Linked DNA regions of Homo sapiens: region 1 is linked to region 2. Evidence: read pairs that join two places in POLR2A ChIA-PET (ENCODE). Cell type or tissue: HCT116. All regions are shown on one strand.

Region 1 (5,000 bases), 360 kb after region 2:
ACTCCTGACCTCAGGTGATCCGCCTGCCTCAGCCTCCCAAAGTGCTGGGATTACAGGCATGAGCCACCGCGCCCAGCTGCATTTTTGTGATTTTTGCTGGTGACTTCGCTGTTGAAAATGACCCCCAAGCACAGGGCTGAGGCGCTTGTCTGGTGTGATGTGCCTCATGGAGAAAATATGTGTGTTACAGCAGCTTTCTTCAGGCGTGGGTTTTAGTGCTGCTAGTTGAGTTCAATGTCAACACTTCAGGGCCAGGTGTAGGGGCTCACTCCTGTAATTCCAGCACTCTGGGAGGCCAAGACAGGGGGACTATTTGAGGCCAGGAGTTCGAGGCCAGCCTGGGCAATATAGTGAGACCTCATCTCTATGTTAAAATAATTTTTTAAATTTATTTTAGAAAAAGGTGGGCGGCAGGTGCGGTGGCTCACACCTGTAATCCCAGCACTTTGGGAGGCTGAGGTGGGTGGATCACCTGAGGGCAGGAGTTCAAGACCAGCCTGCCCAACATGGTGAAACCCCGTCTCTACTAAAAATACAAAAAAATTAGCCGGGCATGGTGGCGGGCACCTGTAATCCCAGCTACTCGGGAGGCTGAGGCAAGAGACTTGCTTGAACTCAGGAGGTGGAGGTTGCAGTGAGCCAAGATTGCACCACTGCACTCCAGCCTGGGCAATGAGAGTGAGACCCTGTCTCAAAAAAAGAAAGAAAGAAAGAAAGAAGGCCAGGCACGGTGGGTCATGCCTGTAATCCCAGCTCTTTGGGAGGCCAAGGTGGGTGGATCACCTGAGGTCAGGAGTTTGAGACCACCCTGGTCAACATGATGAAACCCTGTCTCTACTACAAATACAAAAAAAGTAGCCAGGCATGGTGGTGCACACCTGTAATCCCAGCTACTCAGAAGGCTGAGGCAGGAGAATGAACCCATGAGGTGGAGGTTGCAGTGAGCTGAGATCACACCACTGCACTCCAGCCTGGGCAATCGAGCAAGATTCAGTCTCAAAAAAAAAAAAAAAAAAAAAAAAGCGCTGCTCATCCATTCAACCAATAAACAGAGCAGCCAAGATAATCATTCTCAGCTAGACATAGTAGCTCACACTTGTAATCCCAGCACTTTGGTAGGCCAAGGTGGGTGGATCACTTGAGGCCAGGAGTTCGAGACCAGCCTGGCCAACATGGCAAAACCCCGTCTCTACTAAAAATACAAAAATTAGCCAGGTGTGGTGGTGGGCACCTATAGTCCCAGCTACTTGGGAGGCTGAGCCATAAGAATTGTTTGAACCCGGGAGGTGAAGGTTGCAGTGAGCCAAGATTGCACCACTGCACTCCAGCCTGGGTGACAGTGTGAGACCATGTCTCAAAAAAAAAAAAAAAAAAAAAAACAGATGATCATTCTCAGTGTTTATTAAGCACCTACTATCTGCCATGCCCTGTGCTAACCTTATATCCACCCTCCAAAATAGGTCCCTCAGATCCCCATTTGTCAAATAATGAATGAACTGGGGGCTCGGAGTGGGGAATGGACACGCCCAAGGTCACAGAGCAATTTGAGGACAGAACAACCCAGAAACAAAGCCTCCTCCCAGGGTCCCTCTAATCCCTGGCAGACTTATTACAAAGCATTTATCAAGTGCTGGCGACGTAGCCAGTGGCAGGCCAAGTGCCCATGAGGCACACAGCAGGTGCCCAATGCCTGCGTCTTTTTTTTTCCTTTTTTTTTTTTTTTTTGAGACAGAGTCTCACTCTGTCACCCAGGCTGGAGTGCAGTGGTGCCACCTCAGCTCACTGCAACCTCTGCCTCCCGGGTTCAAACGATTCTCCTGCCTCAGCATCCCGAGTAGCTGGGATTACAGGTGCCCGCTACCACGCCCAGCTAATTTTTTTGTATTTTTAGTAGAGACAGGGTTTCGCCACGTTGGCCAGGCTAGTCTCGAACTCCTGACCTCAGGTGATCAGCCCGCCTCAGCCTCCCAAAGTGCTGGGATTACAGGCATGAGCCACCATGCCCAGCCTGGAGCACCTAGTATACACCCAATTCTGCTCTAAGGGCTTCCTGTGGGTGAATTTGACGGAGCACCCCAAGAACTCCATGATGGGGTACAAATGTTACATCCATGGGGAGAGGGCTGTTATTGAGGGAGTAACCACAGGAAACAGCCCCTGCCAGTAGGGTGCCCGTCCAGAGGCAACACAACAACAAGAAACAGGAACTGAGGCCACAGTTGGTCACCGTCAGGCTAAACACCAGAGCTAGATGTGGGAACACGAGGATTCACCCCCAGCCTCCCGGTCTCTTGGTCTCACTCGTTCTCTCTCAAGGATGCCCACACCAGCAGGCAGTGGATTCCTGTACTTGGTTCCAGCCACATGCCTAGGCAGCCCTGCCTGGCAGCTGCTCAAGCCACCCCCAGCCTGGGGACAATGAGCCCACTGTCCAGCTCTGGGCCCAGGACTCCAGGGCGGAAGAAATCAACAAGGATGAATACGATCAGATTTCATGCAGGAAGTACAGGGCATGTTAGGAGAGTCAGGGCAGGGTGCTGAAATATTTTCTGAAGCCAAGGTCTAAATTTAGCACCCCAACCACTCCAGTGCGGCACAGTGGCTAAGAGCACATGCTCTGGAGTCCTGTGCCTCCCCGGCTGTGTGTTTCTGGGCAAATAACCTCCCCTCTCTGTGCCTCTGTTCTCTCACGTGTTAAATGGGATTTGTCAGCACCCCTTCATTTTTCAAGACAGAGTCTTGCTCCCTCACCCAGGCTGGAGTGCAGTGGGGCAATCATGGCTCACTGCAGCCTTGACCTCCTGGACTCAAGCAATCCTCCCACTCAGCCTCCTGAGTAGCTGGGACCACAGGAGAGCCCCACTCCCCCAGCTAATTTTTTGCGTGTAGAGATGGAGTCTCATCATGTTGCTCAGGCTGGTCTTGAACTCCTGGCCTCAGGCAATCCTCCCATCTTGGGCTCCCAAAGTGCTGGAATTATATGCACGAGCCTCTGCACCCAGCCTCCATCAATTCTGATGTATTTTACTCATTAGAAGGGAGTCACTAGGGCTGGGCGCAGTGGTTCAGCCTGTAATACCAGCATTCTGGGAGGCCAAGGCAGGCGGATGACCTGAGGTTAGGACCTTGAGACCAGCCTGGCCAATGTGGTGAAACCCCCTCTCAACTAAAAATACAAAAATTATCCGGGTGTGGTGGCAGGCACCTGTAATCCCAGCTACTCGGGAGGCTGAGACAGGAGAATTGCTTGAACCTGGGAGCTGGAGGGTGCAGTGGAGTCACACCACTGCACTCCAGCCCGGGTGGCAGAGCAAGACTCCGTCTCAAAAAAAAAACAGGGCGCAGTGGCTCACACCTGTAATCCCAGCACTTTGGGAGGCCCAGGCGGGCAGATCACCTGAGGTCGGGAGTTCAAGACCAGCCTGGCCAACATGGAGAAACCCCGTCTCTACTAAAAATACAAAATTAGCTGGGCGTGGTGGTGCATGCCGGTAATCCCAGCTACTCAGGAGGCTAAGGCAGGAAAATAACTTGAACCTGGGAGGCGGAGGTTGCGGTGAGCCGAGATCGCGCCATTGCACTCCAGCCTGGGTGACAAAGCGAAACTCCCATCTCAAAAAAAAAAAAAAAAAAAAGAAAGGGGTCACTAGGTCCAGCCCACACTCAAAGGGAGGGGACCATACAAGTGGGAAGAGCAGGAGACAGGGATCCCTGGGGCCATCTTCAAAGCTGCCACCCACAGGCAAGTATGTCAAGCCATGTCAGGAACTTAGAACCAGGCATGGACACCCACAGGGCCCATGGGAGCAGAGCTGGAGAGGAGGGAGAGATGGGCCTGGGTGAACCCAAGAAGGAAGGGATGGCCTTCCACCTAACAAACATGTCCTGCGCTACCGCTGTGCGCCAATCCTGAGTGGGGCGCAGGGCCACAGTGGCACCAAGACTGACACAGTCTCCTTTTGTGCCCCTATAGGGCCCACAGTCTAGAAAGAGGCCCAAGATTAAAAGGCAAGAAAACAGGCCAGATGTGGTGGTTCACACCTATAATCCTAGCACTTTGGGAGGCTGAGGCAGGAGGATCTCTTGACCTCAGGAGTTCAAGACCAGCCTGGACAACATAGTGAGACCTCTCCTTTATAAAAAATAAACAAAATCTGCTGGCTGTTGTGGCACGCATCTGTAGTCCCAGCTACTTGGGAGGCTGTGATGGGAGGATCATTTGAGCCCAGGAAGTTGAGGCTACAGTGAGCTATGATCACACCACTGCACTCCAGCCTGGGTGACAGAGTGAGACTTTATCAAAAAAACAAGAAACTTCTAATCCCAAAGCAAAGAAAGAAAACAACTAAAAATGCTGGGTTAAATGAGTTAAATCTTTGTTTTGTTTTGTTTTGTTTTTTGAGATGGAGTTTCGCTCATGTTGCCCAGTCTGGAGTGTAATGGCACGATCTTGGCTCACTGCAACCTCCACCTCCCAGGTTCAAGTGATTGTCTTGCCTCAGACTCCCAAGTAGCTGAGATTACAGGCGTGCACCACCACGCCCGGCTAATTTTTGTATTTTCAGTAGAGACAAGGCTTCGCCACGTTGGCCAGGCTGGTCTCAAACTCCTGACCTCAGGTGATCCACCCGCTTCGGCCTCCCAAAGTGCTGGGATTACAGGTGTGAGCCACCGCGCCCAGCCGAGTTAATTTTTTATTAATGTAGCAACAAGGTGATCAGAAAATAAGGACCAACCAGAGGCCAAAATGTCATTGTAGCCCCAGGAGGGGGACAGCTTAGGTGTCAGACAAGCAGGTTTGAGTCTGATAAGACCTCAAAGCATGCCCATTCAACATAAAGGTGAATTGGAAATCAAAATAAGATCTTTCCTTAACATACACACACCAGGAGCTAAAAGGAAATTTGGTATCTCAGACCTTGCTGTTAGGAGGAAGGGGTGAAATCTCGATCGATGACTCATAACCTCACATGAGTTTGCAACTCCAACTGCACCATCTG
Region 2 (5,000 bases):
CGGCGTGTGCATGGCTGGAGACAGTGAGAGCCCCCCACCCACCCACCCCACCCCTGCCTCACCCAAGTCTAGGCTGTTCTTCCCACCTCTGTTCTGAGCCGCTATATGACAGCCCCAGCAACACACTGGGCCACCCTGGATGGGAGCCGTGTTCATTACCCTTTATTTATGTCTCTCCATCATCACTCCTTGGAAAGCGGCTCCAGGTTCTCACCCATATCCAGCCCCAGAATGACCTGAAGTCAGACAAACCTGGCTTTCTAATCTCTGCAGCTTTGTACAGGTCACGTAACCTTTCTGAGCCTTGGTTTCATTGGTTGGGAGTCTAGGATGGGCCAGGAGCTGGGACAGAGCCTAGAATGTGACAGGCAGGGTGTGATGAGGTGTGAGGAGGGCAGCACGGAGCACTGTGGATGGTCAGAGAGGCTGCTGGGCCAGCCTGGGGGTTGGGCAATGCTTGTGGGAAGACAGAGATGCATTCTAACCTGGAAAGATAAGGACAAGTGTGGATTAGGAAAGGAAGAGGGGTGTTCTAGGCAGAGGACACAGAATATGCAAAGGGTTAGAAGTGAGATACAGAGGCTGGGCGTGGTGGCTCATGCCTGTAATTGAAAAGCCGAGGCGAGTGGATCACCTGAGATCAGGAGTTCAAGACCAGTCTGGCCAACATGGCAAGACCCCGTCTCTACTAAAAATACAAAATCAGCCGGGTGTGGTGGCATGCGCCTGTAGTTCCAGCTACTTAGGAGGCTGAGACAGGAGAATCACTTGAACCCGGGAGGCAGAGGTTGCAGTAAGCCGAGATCGCACCACTGCACTCCAGCCTGGGCAACAGAGTAAGACTCTGTCTCAAAAGAAAAGAGAAAAAAAAAAGTGAGATACAGATACAGACAGGGCTCAACACCTTCCAGGCATTCCAGGCAAATCATTCAGAGATGGAGGTGGGAGGAGAGGTGAGTACTGTATGAACAGAGGCAGCAGGGGAGGGAACAGACAGAGATGAGAGTTTGAGAGACCCTGAGAGCCAGGGTGTTGGCAGAACCTCCTCAACACAAGTGCAGTTCAGTCTCCCAACCCCGCCTCTCCCTGCTGCCAACCAGGCACCATGGTGCAGGAATTTGTACACCTGGGGGCCATAGACATGTATCTGCGAAAACGTGGCCACCTGGTGCCAGCCAGCTGGAAGCTGCAGGTGGTCAAACAGCTGGCCTACGCCCTCAACTATCTGGTGAGTGCTCCTCTGCCTGCTCCACCCTCCATTCCCAGGGAAGGCTTTCTCTGGGTGGAAGAGGAATTGGGAGTGGGCTCTGTAGTATGCATAGGAGTTTGGTAAGGGTTCGAGGGGAGGGCATTTTAGGTTCAGGTTGTGAGAACACTAGAAGAGAACAAGTCATTCTTGGATGTCAGGGCGTGTGGTGAATGACGAGGCTGGGCAGGAAGAAAGGCTTCCTAGAAGAAGGAACATTGGAGATAGGGCCTTAAAAGTTGAGTAGAAGTTCATCAAGAGAAGAAAGGAAGGAAGGAATGTCAGGCTGAGGGAACAGCCTAGGCAAAGGCCTGCAGGCTAGATAGTGTGTTGCATCCCCTGGGGCCTATCAGGCAGTTCTGTTGGCAGGAGACCAGGGTGCAAGTGTGGAAGGGAAGTTCATTGGAAGCTTGAGCAAGGGCCTTGAATGCCAGGCTGAGGAGCTTTCACTTTGTGTCAAAGGCACTGGGGAGTCACAGGATGGGGTGGTGTTTGAGAAGGGGAGGGACATAGCCAGGTCAGTGTAGGGGGTGAACTAGAGGGGCAAGACAGGATGTCAGGAGTCAGGGACGATGCTGGAGCATGTCTGAGCAGTACCAAGTGGGTTTTGAAGGATGTATAGGAGTTTGCCAAACAGACTCTTCATTCATCAAACCCTCCCGGGCATTTTCCTGTGTCTGGCCCCCTTAGGAGGACAAAGGCCTGCCCCATGGCAATGTCTCTGCCCGGAAGGTGCTCCTGGCTCGGGAGGGGGCTGATGGGAGCCCGCCCTTCATCAAGCTGAGTGACCCTGGGGTCAGCCCCGCTGTGTTAAGCCTGGAGAGTAAGTTCCTGGAGGTGGAGGAGGGAGGGGCTGAGCAGGGCAAGGAAGTGGATCCCTGATCCCACTTTCATTCCCTCAGTGCTCACCGACAGGATCCCCTGGGTGGCCCCCGAGTGTCTCCGGGAGGCGCAGACACTTAGCTTGGAAGCTGACAAGTGGGGCTTCGGCGCCACGGTCTGGGAAGTGTTTAGTGGCGTCACCATGCCCATCAGTGCCCTGGATCCTGCTAAGGTCAGAGCCCCTCACCCGGCATCGGTCTCCGAACCCCCACTTTGACAGAAGGGCAGACTGACATCCAGTCTGGGGAGATTGGGGTGGGTCTATTGGGTTGGGGATTACCGACTGCTCCTCTCACCCTCAGAAACTCCAATTTTATGAGGACCGGCAGCAGCTGCCGGCCCCCAAGTGGACAGAGCTGGCCCTGCTGATTCAACAGTGCATGGCCTATGAGCCGGTCCAGAGGCCCTCCTTCCGAGCCGTCATTCGTGACCTCAATAGCCTCATCTCTTCAGGTGCCCGCTGGGACGGGTTGGGTGGGGAGGGCTGTGATGTCATATTGGGCCCAGTGGAAGGAGCGTGGTTTGCAGCAGGCCACGCCCTGTGTGTCTGGTGAGGTTGGAGGGGTTGGTGACTGTGACAGTCAGTGTGAGCTTCAACAGCTACTGTAACGAACAGTCCCCTCAGTTCAAGGTTCAACATGATGATATTTTATTTATTTATTTATTTTTGAGACAGAGTCTTGCTCTGTTGCCTAGGCTGGAGTGCAGTGGCACAATTTCGGCTCACTGCAACCTCTACCTCCTTGAACCTCTAGTTCAAGCGATTCTCCTGCCTCAGCCTCCTGAGTAGCTGGGATTACAGTGTGTGCCACCACGCCCAGCTAATTTTTGTATTTTTGGCAGATATGGGGTTTCACCATATTGGCTAGGCTGGTCTCGAACTCTTGACCTCAGGTGATCCGCCCACCTCTACCTCCTAAAGTGCTGGGATTTCAGGTGTGAGCCACCATGTCTGGTCTATTTCATTCTTTTAAAAAAATGTTTGGCTGGGCGCAGTGGCTCATGCCTATAGTTCCAGCTATAGGTAGGTGGATCGCTTGAGCCCAGGAGTTCAAGACCAGCCTGGGCAACATGGCAAAACTCCATCTCTACAAACAAACAAACAGAAAATTAGCCAGGCATGGTGATGCATGCCTGTATGCATTTTTATTTTATTTTATTTTATATTTTTGAGACACTATCTCCCTCTGTCACCTAGGCTGGAGTGCAGTGGCGTGATCCTGGCTCACTGCAACCTCTGCCTCCCTGGTTCAAGCAATTCTCCCGCCTCAGACTCCCAAGTAGCTAGGATTACAAGGGCGTGCCACCAAACACGGCTAAATTTTTGTATTTTTTAGTAAAGACAGGGTTTTGCCATGTTGGCCGGGCTAGTCTTGAACTCCTGGTCTCAAAGAGATCCGTCCACCTCAGCCACCCAGTGCTGGGATTACAGGCATGAGCCACCACACCAGGCTGGATTTTTTTTTTTTTTTTTTTTTTTTCTGTGATGGGGTTTTGCTATGTTCCCCAGGCTGGTCTTGAATTACTGGCTCAAGCAATCCTCCTGCCTTAGTCTCCCAAATAGCTGGGATTACAGGCACACACAACCATGCCCAGTGTGATATTTAGTCTTCATTCAATGAGGGTGTCCAGGCCCACAGGAACCTCTCACTTAGTGGCTGCACTCACCTCAGGCGTTGGGTCCCCGTTGGATCCTCTGCAGATAAAAGAGAGAGTGTGGAGGGCCCCGTATTAGGTTTCCATGGGTCAGGACTGGAGGGGCACCCAGCATATCTTGTCCATCAGCCTGAGCTCAGTCATGTGGCCACATTTCATAGCAGTGGAACTGGGGAAATGAGTTCTCATTATGTCCTCCATCTTTGTAGCCATGTGGAGTTGCACAGGGTGTGCACTGCACGAGGAGGCTTCCTTTGCCTGGGACAGAGTGGGAGACACCTTTTTCCAGTCTCCACAAGGTACCCTTTGGCTTGCAATGGCCCTGCCATAATGCACAGAGAGGGTCAATATGCAGATGGAGGTTGCACAGCAAGTCAACTCAGGAGTGGGGCCCAGGATGAGAGGCGCTGCTTACCACTGCCCATGCCCCCACCCCAGACTATGAGCTCCTCTCAGACCCCACACCTGGTGCCCTGGCACCTCGTGATGGGCTGTGGAATGGTGCCCAGCTCTATGCCTGCCAAGACCCCACGATCTTCGAGGAGAGACACCTCAAGTACATCTCACAGCTGGGCAAGGTAAGGTGGGCAGGGCCAGGGTGGGTTGGAGAGGGCAGGGCAGCATCCAGGTGCCTGGACATCAGTCCCGCTATCCCCCAGGGCAACTTTGGCAGCGTGGAGCTGTGCCGCTATGACCCGCTAGGCGACAATACAGGTGCCCTGGTGGCCGTGAAACAGCTGCAGCACAGCGGGCCAGACCAGCAGAGGGACTTTCAGCGGGAGATTCAGATCCTCAAAGCACTGCACAGTGATTTCATTGTCAAGTATCGTGGTGTCAGCTATGGCCCGGGTGAGCCAGCTCCCGGATGAGTGAACCAAGACGTATGGGTGCTTTTCAAAGTGCACATTCTTACCCTCCTGCCAGGCCACTTTAGGTAGGCTGGGAACGTGATTATTGATCCAGATTCACATGGGTTACAGGTTTGAATCCTGACTCTACCCCTTACCAGTTGTGAAACCTTAACTTTTCTGAGCCTCAGTTTCTCCAGCTGAAAAATGGGCCATTGTGATATTTACTTTGTTGTTGTTGTTGTTTGTTTGTTTTTTTGAGACAGAGTCTCGCTCTGTCACCCAGGCTGGAGGCAGTGGCTCAATCTCGGCTCACTGCAACCTCTGCCTTCCAAGTTCAAGTGATTCTCCTGCCTCAGCCTCCAGAG

The links. ChIA-PET counts read pairs that join two places held together with the same protein. Peaks named below come from ENCODE experiments on the same cell type or tissue, not always from the same donor. Only the 100,000 strongest peaks of a DNase experiment are listed, where the experiment ranks them.
Region 1: POLR2A ChIA-PET joins it to region 2 with 6 read pairs; 5 of 35 experiments call an interaction of 5 or more read pairs at or near these places.

Annotation. Positions count from the first base shown.
Region 1 is chr19:17,473,263-17,478,262 of GRCh38, reverse strand. The region is part of intron 1 of SLC27A1 (solute carrier family 27 member 1); the gene reads right to left. Among named protein-coding and RNA genes, the nearest start is that of SLC27A1, 5.2 kb to the right of the region's middle. RefSeq lists a silencer at 2,289-2,583 and an enhancer at 2,289-2,583. In HCT116, no CTCF peak of the experiment used is centred here; DNase peaks (open chromatin) are centred at 114, 2,452 and 4,972; H3K4me3 peaks cover 986 bases; H3K27ac peaks cover 3,641 bases.
Region 2 is chr19:17,832,152-17,837,151 of GRCh38, reverse strand. It overlaps JAK3 (Janus kinase 3), which reads left to right. Exons shown (of 24, transcript NM_000215.4): 13 at 1-23; 14 at 1,101-1,228; 15 at 1,937-2,069; 16 at 2,149-2,300; 17 at 2,431-2,581; 18 at 4,223-4,362; 19 at 4,444-4,633. Among named protein-coding and RNA genes, the nearest start is that of INSL3, 13 kb to the right of the region's middle. RefSeq lists an enhancer at 4,930-5,000. In HCT116, a CTCF peak has its summit at 2,460; no DNase peak of the experiment used is centred here.